2 separate regions of the Homo sapiens genome follow, and region 2 is linked to region 1. Evidence: chromatin loops called from intact Hi-C (ENCODE). Cell type or tissue: Caco-2. All regions are shown on one strand. Links, peaks and the distances in the headings refer to the core of each region. The heading gives the core; the rest is flanking DNA.

Region 1 (7,879 bases), core at 2,613-6,612:
AATTTCATTCATTCACATCTACATGCTTATCTGTATCTATATATTGGTCTATCTATCTCTTCTACTCATCATCCGTGCCCAGATCCACCATTCATCCATCTTTCCATTCATCCATCTATCCATCCATTTAATCAGTATTTACGGAACACCTACCATGTATTAGATGCCATTTAAGTACTGAAAACCTACTTCTTATTGCCAGACAAATAAATGCTCCCTAAAATTTTCAAATGAAAACCACAAAGTAGAAGTCACAAATTCAAATGTCTTTAGAATGCATTCAGGTAAGGAAATGAATGAAGTGGTATTCCAGTGAGTTGGTATCTAAAAGGAGAAGACACAAGTCAGCTCTAGAGAGTTTTAGGCACAGTTTTGCCAAATCTTCCAAAATTTTAAGAGAATCCATACATTTGGGTTTTAATGTGAATTTTTGATTTTTAATGCTGGTGAAATGATCTGGATGTTTTCACAAACACTACATGAGCCAAACACAACATAGTTATTATTTAGACACCTAGCTATCTCTAGAGGCTACCAGTTTGCAACCTCTGCTCTAGACTCTGAGTACAGTCTTCAAAAGTGCCAAGTTTAAGAAGAGCTCTACAAGAAGTGAAAAAAAAATGCCAACTTATTCCATATCTGGTATGTTCATTGTCTGATTTCTGGTGAGTTCACACTAAATACTTTGGCTTTCAAAGGATATTCTTGTTGCGTTGACCGTTTAATGACCAAGTAAACCTGAGAATTGCCAAATATCTTGTCCTCTATGGTTATGAAAGCATGGCATACATGAGGCAGAGTAAAGTCCTCATCCAGAAAAGATGAGATAAAGCTCTGTTGCCACTTTCATCATAACCGTCTCTCACCTCTGCACGAGACAACAAGGTCAGGAACCACTTTTTGTTAGTCATCTTTATAAGCTTACTAATCACTACCTGGCATAGTTCCCAACAGTATTATGTTTGATACATGTGCACTGAACTGGGTTTAAATCCATTATGTTCTTCGATTCTGATTTTAAATCTGGAATGGAAAATGACTATTGCTGAAATATTGCCCATTTAATTCAATTTTTTTATCCTTAAGGTCGTGTCTATATGACATGAAAATAATGAGCTATTTTAGACAGTTTATCAGGAAAAATAATCAGGCCAGTCACATTTGGAATGATATAGAGATCATCTAAGCAACAACTATATTTCTATCCAAATCATGTCTTGCTCTCATTCTATTTTGTTTTAGACTGATAAGACAGGCATAATAGAATAAAGAAAGCACAGATATTTTCAATTACTTTTTTGTTTGAAGTTTGTCTGAGTTTGAATATTATACTAGTTGGCATTGCTTTAATAACAGTAAAATATGATTTATGCATCTCATCTCTATAGCTCAGCAATTAACATAGGGGAATACTAGTACTTTGTATTAACTAAGTGAACAATTCACATATGTCCTTAAAATGTAGAAAGAACTACTGACAAATAAATAACAACCGACTAAAAAATTCCTCCCTGAAACAATTTTTAAAATATCTTATTTAAAAAAGTAATTTAAATCTAAACAACCATCATACAAATACATGTGGGAAATTTATCATTATGCAAATACCACCTGCAACTTTCATGCTTCACATTTATCATGCAGCTCATAATATTTGTAGACAAGTAAAGTGTGTCTCTTTAAGAAAAATGGTGAGAACCCTGAATGCTAGCACATTGTGGATGCTGATGAAGTCTTGTTTCACTCAACATGGTCAATAAAATGCAAGTATTTCTTACATTTCAGAAATGCCTCTGGACTTGAATACCTACTTGCATAATTAAACTCAAAGCCTATTCTAACTAATTACACCCACAGTAAGTCCTTTTCCATTACTGTTTTTCCAAAAAGTAAATCCTCTGGTTTAAACAACCATATTCTGGCTTCTTAAAGGTCTTAATCTTTTCTCCAACAAACTTCTGAAAGCTCAGCCTGCTTTTACAAATTGCTCTGCTCCACTGAACACATACACTAGTTGGCCAGATGCCTTTCTAAACACAATTAACACATCTGTAAGTTCTATGTTATGTATTTCACAGTATTAGCAATATGAGTATTTATAAGAACTATCCTGTAATATTAAGAAACCAACAACATTTGGACTAAAAACCCAGCCTTTCAACTTTTGTAAAATGTTCTAATTATGTGGTCTATTTCAGGCTCTCTGATTCCATATTAGAAACCACCAGATTCATTTTCCTTTTCTTTTTTTTTTTTTTTTTGAGACAGAGTCTCCTCTGTTGCCCAGGCTGGAGTGCAGTGGCACAATCTGGCTTCTCTGCCTCCTGGGCTCAAGCAATTCTCTGCCTCAGCCTCCCAAGTAGCTGGGATTACAGGCGCCCGCCACCACACCAGGCGAATTTTTTATTTATTTATTTGTTTTATTTTTAGTAGAGACGAGGTTTTGCCATGTTGACCAAGGTGGTCTTGAACTCCTGACCTCATGATCCACCTGCCTCAGCCTCCCAAAGTGCTGCGATTACAGGTGTGAGCCACTGCGCCCAGTCAGAGAAACCACCAGATTCTTAACAAGCGATTTCTCTTTTCAACTTAAGATGCTGCAAATCTCAGATATCATCTAAAAGTTTCATCTGAAGTAAGTTAAGTGATGTAATTGGGCATTTTGATTTTTTTCTTTGAAAAAAAAAGATAATATCTAGTTGACTTACTACATGAGCCCAGTTAAATTCTCTGAAACTGCTGCACCTGCCTTTAGAGCTGAAAGTTCTCACACCTCTTTGAAGAACTGTAGCAAAAGAAATGATCCTGTTTCAGGTTGAAATGTGAAAGAATACTAAGGGCAACACATTTCTAAATTTGACTTTTAAAATTTTAACATAAATTTGAATCTCTGGATGAAGGTAAGGATACACTGTTGCAACAAATAGAGATAATGAAGACTAATGAAGTCAGAAAACCTGAAAATTGTTAAAGAATTTAGAGCATGTCTGAGGGTAGCTCTGAGGATTAAATGAGGTAATGTACATGACAGCCCATACCTAAGTGTTGAGCACTTGGTAAGAACTTGGACTTGAATGACCTAAGTCTAACACTCCCATTTTACAGATAAGAAAACTGAGGCAAGAAAGGCAAACTCTGAACATATCCACATGGAGGGATTCAGCAAAAGTGTAAGGAAAATAATTGCTGTAAAGTAATCAAAGGACGTTCTCTGATACTATGCTGTTTGGGTTATTACTCAAGAGATACAAAACAATTTTCATGTCCTCATTTCAAGAGACTTTTCTAATTTTCCCTGATGAATGGCTCCATTCTATTCCTGCAGATTTTATGTACAGTTCTAAAAATAAAACTAAGTTGAGGAAAGGCATACCCCTAATATTGTACTTCTATTATTTATTCTAAAAACGTTTACTTAAAATTATTCCAGGGTTTGACAATTTAATGCAATGGAAGCGTAAACCACATCACTTTAAAAAATTCCCACCGCAGCCCAAAGTTTCTCTTTGCTGACCGCCCTGCACCCCACCCCGACCCTTTCAGTAGCTAGTTGGCTGTTTTCAGCACTAAGGGAGTCTCTGAAAGTCCACCAAGCTGCTTCTGGCTAGATCCGAGGAAACCAGACATTTCTGTCAATATTTATCTTCACAGGTATTTTTACCTTCATTTTTTGTATCCCTGGAACTCAAATGAAACACCAGCTTGAAAAGGCAGGGCCCAACCCCGTGTGGCTTGGCCATCCAATTGCACCTGTCATCCTTTACCTGTTTGCAAGACCACTGTTCTCTCTTCATCCAGAGAAATAATCCTGAAGTTATAGATGGTTCCTGCTTGTAAATCTTGAAGGTTACATCCGTATGTGGTGTTGTCTATCCGAAAGGTAGGGCACAACGCGGCCCCCAGGGTGTCACTGCTATAGATGAGGCTAAAGTTACAGGGTGAGCCCAAAATTCTCCACTGGATAGACACAGAATGGCTGGAGGCCTTGGACTCCGCCAGGGTGAAGTTACATCTCTCTGGCTCCGCCAGTCCAGTCTGCAAAGGAATCAGACACAACAGTTTAAGTCCACAGTCTGGACTGCTCAGGGACATGTCCACAGCAAGCTCCTCAAGCCACACTTTCTCCTCTACTTATCCTTTGTCCCTTGCCTCAGCCAGTCCTTTTGCCCTCTGGCCAGAGAAGAGGCTTGCAGGGGAGGTGGATGGCAACTTTCTCCCTAGCTGCTGTCCCTTGAGAGCAGCTGGAGAGAGAAGGTGGCTTTTTGCTTTGACAGCTGGATAAGCTGTCATTCTGGGTTGGGGGGCTCACCAGAGGATCATTCTTCCCAAGGCAGAAGAAGAAATTTTGCCACCTCCCTCTTCAAAGCACAACCCGATAGACGAGAAAGTGGAGTGGGAATTTGGTTTTCGGCGGGGAGGGGGCGCATCAGCTCTGACCCCTTCTCGGGCCACTCACCTGCAGCAGGCTCAGTGTGATCCACAAGGCCAACCCGGCTCCATGGCTCAGCATTGCGCTCAGTAGTTAAGATCCAGAGGAGACCGAGGGGGCTGGACGTGGGACGGCCCGAGGGCCGGGGCAGGGGGTCACCTGTTGCGCGCGCTCAGCGCGCCCCGTGGGCGCAGCGCGCTTCCCTCGGGGCTGGCGACGCGCAGGGGCCACTGCGGCCACCGCTGCTGCTGCTGCTCCTGCCGCCCCGGGCGGGCTGCGGACGCGAGAGGCGGCGGGGACAGGCAGCGCGCCGCCCTTCCCACGCTGCCATTCTGACCCGCGCTGCCTCGCCCCAGCCCCGTCCGCTGACTTCCGCAATCAAAAGGCAATTTCCTCGTCTCCCGGCAAAGGAACAATGCGCCGGCGAGGGAGGGAGCCCCGAGGAGCCAACGCCTGAGCCTGCCAAGGGGCCCGATGTGGGCCAAGCTGCCCCCGCTGCCCCGCGCCGATACCTTCCCGGCCAGGGGTCCGGTCCGGCTCCGCGGGGCTCTGCCTCCTCCTCCTCCCGTACTCTCCCTTTTCCCCAGTCTGTGGTTCTCGACCCAGTCGCCTTAGCCACAATTAGTGCTTGCTCCCTGTCACTTTCCAGGCCCCCACCCCCGCCCCTTTCCTCCCTCCACACCCAGCGTCTCCCCCTCCCTATCTTCCTTCCTATCTTCCTCATCTGCTTTCTCCAGGACCACTTTTTCCCAGGATTAAACTTGACCGCAGCATATTTCCCCAGGTCGCCTGCACTCTTTCCTGAAGTCTTTTATTAGAGAGCTTTTGCCCTTCTCACTTCAAAGCATTCATTTGTCCCGGTGGCATCCCCTGACACTAGCAAGAGAAAAAGACCCCAAAAGGATTGTCAGCTTGACCATTCTTTTCTCCCAATCACTTTCCCTTTTCTCTTGTATAGGTTTGTATCCTCCCTAAATCTTATGTAAATAGCGCTAACGACAAATATAATCACTACCAAGTGTTCAACCCACAGCTAACAGTTTTATCATCCAGTAGTTAAAGCCATTTCATCCCTAATTGTCCAGCCAAAAGAAGACAGCCATGTAAACTCTCATTTGTGGAAACTACTGTTGATAGTCAGCTCTCCACAAGTTAAAAAAAAAATGGCATTTATTCAGCGTTCAGCCCTAACTGTATGCCCTTTAGCAACTGCTTCAGTACCCAAACGGTTATTTATCTGAAAACTGATTTTAGAAAAGCTCCCAATAACTAAAGAGCAAAAATATTTAATTGTACACAAGTGAGAAAAGCAAAATATTGCAACAAGTTTTATAATTTTTTATTGCTTTTTTGGAGCACCATCCCTAACAACTGCCAAAAGAAATGAAATTCCACATTCTAATTTTCAAATCAGCGGGAAGGATGGCATATTCCTTTCTTTTTCAAATAGGCTATACATAAAGCTATGTTATTGTCTACTATATCTACTGTGTCTACTTTGAGGAAAGTTAAAACAAGAAAAAAGAAAAAAGTGAAAATTGTTTCAATTCTATTTATTTATTTATTTATTTTTGAGTCAGAGTCTCACTCTGTCACCCAGGTTGGAGTACAGTGGTGCGATTTCAGCTCACTGCAACCTCTGCCTCCCGGGTTCAAGCAATTCTTAAGCCTCAGCCTTCCGTGTAGCTGGGATTACAGGCGTGTGCCACTACACCCAGCTAATTTTTTTTGTGTGTGTGTATTTTTAATAGAGACAGGGTTTCACCACGTTGACCAGGCTGGCCTTGAACTCCTGACCTCAAGTGATCGACCCGCCTTGGCCTCCCAAAGTGCTGGGATTACAGGCGTGTGCCACCGTGCCTGGCCTGCTTCAATTCTTTTAGAAAACATGCTTTTAAAAATACCTCTTAATGAAAAAACGAAGTTTCTTCCCCTCGAGAGATTCTACAGACTTTTAATCTACAGCCAGACCAGAGATTTCAAATCCTTTCAAGTTAACAAACACTCAAAGAAGGTCAAACCTAGAACATCTGTGTATTTCTGGGAACAAAAAAACTCCCTATTTCTCTGCCTAGGTCACCTGAAGAGTAAAGAACTTTTACTCTGTATTTTGTGCCCAAGTTCAGTGGCTCTTCACAGCCTGGCATACCTGTCAGCCTCATCAGTGGCAGGGGTCCCCTCCTGCTCTCCACAGATACTGCAAGCCTTCTTACAGGCTCTGGCTGCCCTCAGCCTTTATAGGAGCCTTTTCCCAGTTTTATTCCTTTGCAACATTATGTTTTTCTTCTCTTGCTGTATTTAGATAACAATGTACTTTCCTCAACTGTAACATTGGAATAATACCTACTCTAAATACACCACACAGCTATTATGAATAAATAATATCACAACTACATTAAACTACCTTTGCAAACTTTAATGTGCTAGCAGAACCTTAAGGCTGACAGCAGAGCTCCCAAATGATTAGTGAGTCCTAAATGACCCATAAACATGAGCATACTATGAAACAAGAGGAAGAGTTTAAACTCAGGCTTTTACCGATAACATTTTTCCTTTTAAAAGTACAAAACTTAACATGAGAAATCCAAGAAAACTGTAATATATTCAAGGAAGTATAGGACTGAAAAAAGCTTCCAGATATCATCTTTTCTATGAGGAGTTTATTTGAAACTACTGGACAAAGTATAAATAAATTGGTTCATTTTGGTTTTTGTTCTCATCTTTGTTTGGAATTCCTCAACTTCTCTTGAGCCTGCTTGTCCTACATAAGGACACTATTTGAATTAGAAGTTGCATTCCAGAAATTTGGAATCAGCCACTCTGTACCATTTCAGGGGACAAGCTTTCTTCCTTGCCACCAGGAAACCTTTCCCAGACTACATGGGAAGGGTGGGGCTGCTTTTGATTAAACATGAGTGAACAAGCAGCTGTCTTAAAAAAAAAAAGTCATAGCAATTTAAAAACATTAATTGGCCAGGTGCGGTGGCTCACACCTGTAATCATAGCACTTTGGGAGGCTGAGGCAGGTAGATCACTTGAGTCCAGGAGTTTGAGACCAGCCTGGATAACATGGAGAAACCCTGTCTCTACAAAAAATACAAAAATTAGCTGGATGCTGTGGTGCGTGCCTGTAATCCCAGCTACTCAGGAGGCTGCAGCAGGAGGATTGCTTAACCCCAGGACGCAGAGGTTGCCATAAGCCCAGATTGTGCCACTGCACTCCAGCCTCGGCAACAGAGTGAAAACCTTCTCTCAAAAAAAGTTATTAATTATGAGTTCATGGCTAAAAGTATGAATCTTGTCACATTATGAACATAGATGTTGAATAATACAATGGGTCATCAAGGGGTCTGGGAGCCACTGTTTGAGAACCGTTACTTTGGACAGGGGTTTGAACTGGACATGGGGATGAGGGGCAGTGGTGTTGGATGGATGAGGGGAGGGCAGAGT
Region 2 (7,879 bases), core at 2,070-6,069, 240 kb after region 1:
TGGGCTGCAGATGTTCACTTCCTTCTAGGAAGGTTTCAGTGGTGGGTGAGAGTTGACAGAATACAAAAGTGGAGGGAGAAAAGAAGCTTATAGGTGTGCACAGGAAAATCTCCCTAAAACAAGAGAAAGTCATAAGTATAAAAAAGGGAACATATTAGGAAGGAATTATCTTGATTAGAAAAACAACCACCCCCCAAAAAAAGGACAGAAATAATACTGAACCATACTAGGGATTGCATTGGACAGAGCCTTAATGTATGTACATGATCTAAGAGTAAAGACTGAAAAGTTGGAGTCACAGTAGGACGCATTTAGAAAGGATTCCTTTATGAGCTTAGAGCAATAACATTTATAGTGCTTTTTTATATCCCTTTAGGATGACTCCTGTACGCTTCCAGAATTAATCCTATCTCTCTCTTTGCCTTCCTTTGCTTCTCCCAGCTCTCCGTATTTTTAAATTAACCTAAAAAGTCTATTATTTCCTTTAAGAATGACCTCAACTGCATCATGAATCTTAAGTCTTCATTGGATAAAATGCCTAAGAAAGGAGAAGATTCAGCACCTAGTAGTTATATAAATGGTTGCATGAATGCAACCTAGGAAGTTAAAATTAGAAAATCCAGAAAGAAGGGAGGGCAATTCGCTAAATTGCTACATTTCTCTCTGTGAAGTCACTACCACTGATGTTTGGTGATCTAGTTTTTCTATAATCTTCTGGAATAAGATCATAAGCCTGCCTTTCCTGAACCTAAGTGCCCTGAATTTGGATTTATGACCAATTGTTTCAGAGTGTTAACATGAATCACAGTGCTTCAGTGGGACAAGAGAAGAAAAGCAATTTCAATACTGAAAAATAACAAAATGAAATAAAATATAGACCAAGAATGGAAAATAAATGGATAGTTAAATACAAGTATATGTAACCCAACTAAGCAACAACTTAAGGATTATGGGATAATAATCACCAAATATTTGAAGAATCTAAATAACAAAGTAGAAAACAAATTAGTTGGCTTGAAGGATAGTGTTATGGTTAATTAACATGGAAAGAAATGAGCAAAGAAAACGCTTCCTTTCCACTAGCTACGGACCAGAAAAAAGCTTTAGGTTCATTCAAAGACTAGATTATGAGATTACATACAAAGAAAACTCATAGGAAGCTTTTTAGAGAGACCTGTAAAAATGTGGCTTATGAGCATCTTGGAGGCAGACTGGCATCTCACCAGACATGGCCCAGAGGAAATGTGGAGCCCTGAACGTAGGTACCTGGCATGGGTAGGCACTTAAGACTCACTTGTTTATTTTAAGAAATGGTTATATTAGTTACGAAGAAGAAAGCGTATATAGGCATTGCTATTGTGTGAATGTTTGTGTCCTCTCAAAATTCTTGTTGAAATCCTAACCCCCAAGGTGATAGTGTTAGGAGGTGGGGCCTTTAGGGATTGATTAGATCATGAGGGCAGATCCCTCATGAATGGGACTAGTCCCCTTAAAAAAGAGGCCAGGAGAGAAGGGGCTTGTTTGCCCCCTTCCACCATTGAGGATGCAAAGGGAAAGCACCACTTATGAACCAGAGAGTGAGCCCTCACCAGACGCCAAATCTGCTGGGTCCTTGATCATGAACTTCACAGCCTCTAGAAATCTAAGAAATCAAGTTTCATTGCTTAAAAGCTACTTGGTTTAGTGTATTTCATCGTAGCAGCCTGAGTGGACTCAGATAGGCATCTGTCTTTCCTCAATCTATCCACAGCTTCCCCTGCTTGTCTCAGTGCAATATTTATCCGAACTGAAATTGCTTATGGGTATCTGCCTCTTCCCTCCCTCTCATGCCACTGTGTAAACTCCTGGCATGGGGATCTTTCCTGGGGTGTCCAGGCACTGTACATCCTAGTGCCTGACATCTTGTGAAACTCAATGATGGAAGACTAACTTTCCTGCTTTGAAGGATGTGAAAAACAAACGCCTGACACGAGAACTTGGATGTTAAGCACAAAAGTTTTGACAAGAGACCTTGCTCTGCCACAGTTTATGCAGCTGTAACATCAATATAACAATGGTGCCTATATCACAGGAGTTGTGTGAGGCTTAAATGTAGTGCATGTAATGTGCTTAGCACTTTGCCTGGCTTGGAGTAGCTGGTCATTAATTGTTAGCTCATTACTATTTATTATCGATGCACAAAATTTATGGTCAAACCACAAACATAATCAAAACATTTGGTCCAACATATCCTCTCTAAAAGCCAATAGAAATTATAATATGGTCAGTCTAGTTGGCTCTGATATTTCAGATGACTGATAATATTTTTTCTGCTTGTATTATTGCAGGAAACTTGGAAATTTACATCTCAAAATATGAGGTTTTGGGGCTGTGGATGTATAATTGCCACCTCCTTCAATTTGCTTGGTGAGGTTAAATTTTGGAAAGACTGGGTGAGCCATACTCTTCCTCTCCATTCTCCACTTGAACCAAGTTTAAAAATTTTTTATTGTTCCTACTTCACCAAAATAAAAATGCCAATTAATGGGATTTGTCCATAATGAGCTTTGGATTTAATCCTCCTACAACCCTAATGCTTAGAGAGAGGGAATTTTTAAACTTCAAAATTTTGTGGCTCTAAGCACCAGATGGACACTTAGAGGTTCCAGAAAGACTCAACACAATAAAGAAATTTGGCTGTATTTTCACTTTTAAGAAGTATTTGTTCGACTTTTTGGTAAAGAACAGCTTAAAAATAGTTGTAACATATAATTTGTGTTACTTTTCATAAACATAATGATTTTCAGTGAAAATAACTTGTAGTCAGTTGCTTTCGGGGTATCCCCTTCATCTTTTCCCTGAGATTCTGAAAACTATTTCATATGGGCATGATAATAATCTACTATTGCCTAAACCTAAGTGTGTCCTGAGGGTCATTACTATAAATTACAAGAGATTCCCATCCACTCATATTACATATAATGGGAGGAATGTCATTAAAATTCACTTAGTTCTCAGATTGACTCAGTACAGGCCTAAACGAACTGTCAAACAACTCTAAAAATAAAATATAATGACTTGATGTGTAGACAATCGTACTAGCACTGAATAATCTCCATTTGCAATAGTTATCCGGTTCTATGACCAATTTTTATTCTCATAGTATTATTCCCTTCGAATATTTCTATGTTCATCTGTGTTCACACAAATTAATGGTTGTTTTTTTGAGATGGAGTCTTGCTCTGTCACCCAGGCTAAAGTGCAGTAGTGGATCTCGGCTCACTGTAGCCTCTGCCTCCTGTGTTCAAGAGATTCTCCAGAGCAGTTGAAACTATAGGTGCATGCCACCATGCCCAGCTAATTTTTTAAATTATTTTATTTTTGGTAGTGACAGGGTTCTACCATCTTGGCCAGGCTGGTCTGAAACTCCTGACCTCAAGTGATCTGTCCGCCTTGGCCTCCCAAAGTGCTGGGATTAGACATGAGCAACCACATCCAGCCAGATTAATGAATATTAAATTGTAATGATCAGATTAGAGAATTATCTAATAATTTAAGAATGCAGATGTACTTTAAATGCCATTTGGTTATACTAAAAATGTTTTGAATAATTTAAAACAATCATTCACAATTTAGATGACTTATAGTTACACCAAAACACTGGGGTAGAATATGTGATAGATGCTTAGAGTTACAATTTGAATCTGGGAAAATAACTTCTAATGATACTTTCTGTGTAGTATCACTCAACCAAACACAATTAACATATTAAATAACCTCTGTTGGGAATTATTAAAGTTTTCACAAATAATTTTTTAATATAGATAATTTCTGACTGCTTCATCTTGATGTAAGTTAAATAATTTTTTTATCTTGCCCACATCCCCAATCACCATTTATAATTTTTTGTTTATGTGAAAATATGCCCTTTATTCAAAAAAATTGACTAATAGCAAACTTTGGGAATACAATTTAGCCTGGAGAAGAAAAGATGTAGGTAGAATTTATTAGCTGTTGAATTATTTGGATGACTATTATTTGGAAAACAATGTATTAGAAATGACTATTTCCAAAGGTAGATATTTGAACCATGGAAGTAGATATAAGAGATAAATTTCTTAGCAAAAAAAAAAATTTTCCAACAGGCACAGCTGACCAGAAGTAGACTGGCTGCTTTGGATGAGAGTAGCTTTCCTGTTAAAGAGAGTTCTTAAGAATAGGCCAGATAGCCACTCAAGAAGAAAGGTTTGGAGGGAATCCAAGTCTGGAAAGAATGTTTAGACATAGCTGCTAACGTTTTGTCAGTTTGTAGTTGCCAAAAATAAGAGTGGAGATTGACAGTGGATTTTTTCAACTCAACTACCAGTTTCTTTCATTAACATAGCATGGCACTTCTTTCTGTAGTAACACATCACCAAATTTGAGAAGAGGGACATCTGGTGGATGAAATAAGCAAAAGGAAAGGGGTTTTGTTTTTACATTATAATTTACAACATATTTTGACATTTCCATTGATTTTTCCATGAAAAGAAAATCTATCAGTCTACAAAAATATGTGGTTGACAATGGGCAAAAATTATTTGTGACCAAGTGATTTGGGTATGGTGATCGTTTCATCTGGCCCCTTACTATATGTTTAATAAATGCCTTTTTAGTCATTTTTCCTTAATTAATTCAAATTAGGATATTTGAGGATGAACTTGCTTGTCTTAATAAAACATAAACATGTGACTTTCTTGGCCAAGTAAGAGCTGTTATTTTTAGCTAAATTACTCAGTAGACGGAATGACAAACAAAAACCAAAAGACATCCAATTGCCTAAACTATAAATGCAATTGTTTTTAGTCTTTACAAAAATATTCATTTCAGTTTTTCTATTCTAATAAAATCAAAATTAATTTGAACTTAGACATTTAAATGTAGTGATACATTTCTCTATTTAAAAAAAAGTAATTTTCTGGCTGGGCATGGTGGCTCACCTCTGTAATCCCAGCACTTTGGGAGGCCGAGGTGGGCAGATCACCTGAGGTCAGGAGTTTGAGACCAGCCTGGCCAAAGTGGTAAAACCCTGTTGCTACTAAAAATGCAAAAATTAGCTGGGTGTGGTGGCGGGCGCCTATAGTCCTAGCTACTCGGGAGGCTGAGGGAGAATTGCTTGAACCCAGGAGACAGAGGTTGCAGTGAGCTGAGATCATGCCACTGCACTCCAGCCTGGGCAACAAAGCGAGATTCCATCTCAGAAAAAAAAAAATAAAAGGTAATTTTGTATCTATTTCCAGAAAGATCAATAGGGCAGCAATTTAAAGCAAGGTTGCTTGAAATAATAAGCTGAATCCAACTCTACTAACTAAAATGACTACCTACCTCATTAGTGATGTTTTCCCATCACCGATTTCTATATCTAAATCACAAATAAGTATTGGAAGCATCATTCTTGAAAGCAGAGCTATTATTTTATTCTTTATATCCTGAATACAATATATTGTAGGCACTTAAATATTTGGTGGATGAATCTCTTCAAATCCATTGTGACCGGGAATAATTTCACCCTTCCTTGAAAACCCAGACCTCTCTCTGTGCCTCTCGACGCTTTTGGGGAATACGAAATTGATGTACCTTTCACTCTCGCATTTTACTCAGTGCCAGGCCCAATGCAGAAAACAGAAGCATTTTGCAAGTTCCTTTTCTTCTTCAGACCTAGCTATAAGGAAGATGCTGTCCCTACATTGCTTTGCACACAATACAACCTCAGTACATCTTTTGTTGAATACATGAATGAGTTAATAAATTGCTAACTCTTCTGAGTGTTTCTCCTGTTTTTTTTTCCTCATTCTCTTCCCTTTTACTTCAGTCTCATATACTATGATTTCATAAATAAGCCAACATTTGTTGGGTATTCATTATATTTAGGTATTGTTCTAAATATGTTATACATAAGTCATTTGATTTAATTCTCATGATAACCCTATGAGGTAAACTTAAAAAAATACTTATTTTTTAAAAAAGAAAACTAACGTTAGGTAATTTGCCCAAAGTGACAGGGCTAGTAAGAGTCAAAGCCAGAATTTGGACCCAGTTAGTTTCTGATTTCAGAGATAGGTCTCTTAAATATTGCATTTATCCTGACTCTAATAATGACCCTCTGGTAAAATACCCAGACACACAGACAAAAATAAGTGAGAATGAGAATCCATATTCCAATGTCTTCACAGAAGATGATGGAATATTCTAAAAGACAAACCAAGAGATGGGAAAAGTGTCCAAAGTCCTATATGGAAAAATCAGAAAAACGTTTTGGGTAGAGGTTAAGAGCACAGCCTAGGGAAGGAGTCTGGGTTCATATCCTGACCCCATTACTTACTAGATATGGCACTTTCTTACTAGATATGGCAACCTCTTTCACTGCCTATCTCTCCTTGTTTCTGCAATCTGAAAACAGAGAGAATAAGAGAATCCACTCTGTAGGTGTTTTGTGAAGGTTAAAGAAGTTAACATGTATAAGGCATTTATGAAAATGAATGGCACACAATACTTGCTAGTATTTCTATCATCACAGTTCATCATATTGAAGACATACTCCATTATAAAATGATCTATTTTCTATATGACTCTAATAAAAAATGCCTATTGTAAATGCAAGAAGCCATTGATGTTTAGATGTATCCTGATGTCAGAGATATTGAAATGTGAAAAGAAGTACACGCTGGAATTATGTGCAGAATAGACAAGAAAGAAAAAGCCAGCTGGCAGAATTAAATGTTTTCATACATTAACAATTTCATTTTTTTCAATTCTCTTTTTTACTTTCTTTTCATTATTTTTTCAAATATTTTGTATCTAATCATGAGGTTTCAGTACCATGGTTCTGGGAAAACTACTCATGTTTAGGCTTTAAAGTTAGCTGTGGTACTAAATCCTTCGATGAAAGACAGAATGCCCTGGAAGGAAGGCAGACAGTGTATGAGTGCATGAGTGGGTGAAGGGAAGGGAGCTGAAGGGTGTGCAGGAAATGAAATTTACCTGATGAGACCAGATGCTTTAAAAATTTTTTTCAAGTCAAAATCCAAAGTCACTTGGCAAATACGAGAACTAGGAAGATGTAAAGGGTTGGAAAAATGAATCAGGGACAAATCAATTATTCAAATTATTCATTCAACAATTGTTAAATTAAACACCAATGTCAACTCAACTGGCTTTGCATGCTATATGAAAGAAATTAAAAAATAAGAAAAGATTACAAAAGAAAAATATCTAAGAGAAAATTGACATTAAATTGCATTACAAATGGCATAGTTAACTGCAACTATGACCTAGTTTCTGCAGTGGTAGCATGCTGTTTTCCTGATTAATACTGTATTACTTCTTTTTATACCCTGATTATTATCAAAGTAATCAGCACTGAGCAAACAGCAATCGAATCCCTTCTCAGGAGAGGCTGATTCTCTACTGATGTTAAGCTAAGCCCCTTCATGGAGCTTAAATCAGCCCCTGAGGAGCCACCAGATGGATTGTGAGAATTTAGAAGAGGCAGTATTAGTGTGGAATAGTGGAATAGACAACAGAAAAGGAGTTCAAGTAATTGAGTTCAAGGATCACCTTTGTAACAAACTAGCAGTGTGACATTGTGCAAATTATTTACTTTTTTTGGACTTCTACATACTTGCTCATATTGAGGACTTTACATTTTCTCCCCCCTTCTATTCTTTAATTTTCTGATATTGCGTTTAACATGATGAGACAGGCAGGAAAGGAGCTGCTGTCAGACACTGGGCTTGGTGTGCATGCCTTATGATTTACGGGCAGGATCTTGGGGCTTTCAAAAGAAGTTCTGTCCTCATGGGAGATTACCGTGGCAAATTTCTATCTTATGTTCCTTACAATAATCATGACTACCGTTCAC

The links. A loop is a pair of places that touch in the nucleus more often than their neighbours do. Peaks named below come from ENCODE experiments on the same cell type or tissue, not always from the same donor. Only the 100,000 strongest peaks of a DNase experiment are listed, where the experiment ranks them.
Region 2: it touches region 1 in a loop (3-fold over the local background); 10 of 110 quality-filtered maps call a loop at or near these places.

Annotation. Positions count from the first base shown.
Region 1 is chr12:70,605,305-70,613,183 of GRCh38, forward strand. PTPRB (protein tyrosine phosphatase receptor type B) reads right to left here. Exons shown (of 34, transcript NM_001109754.4): 4 at 3,765-4,035. Among named protein-coding and RNA genes, the nearest start is that of PTPRB, 28 kb to the right of the region's middle. In Caco-2, for the core only: no CTCF peak of the experiment used is centred there; a DNase peak (open chromatin) is centred at 4,787; H3K4me3 peaks cover 1,240 bases; H3K27me3 peaks cover 177 bases.
Region 2 is chr12:70,845,142-70,853,020 of GRCh38, forward strand. The region is part of intron 2 of PTPRR (protein tyrosine phosphatase receptor type R); the gene reads right to left. Among named protein-coding and RNA genes, the nearest start is that of PTPRR, 72 kb to the right of the region's middle. In Caco-2, for the core only: a CTCF peak has its summit at 4,372 (motif pointing left); no DNase peak of the experiment used is centred there.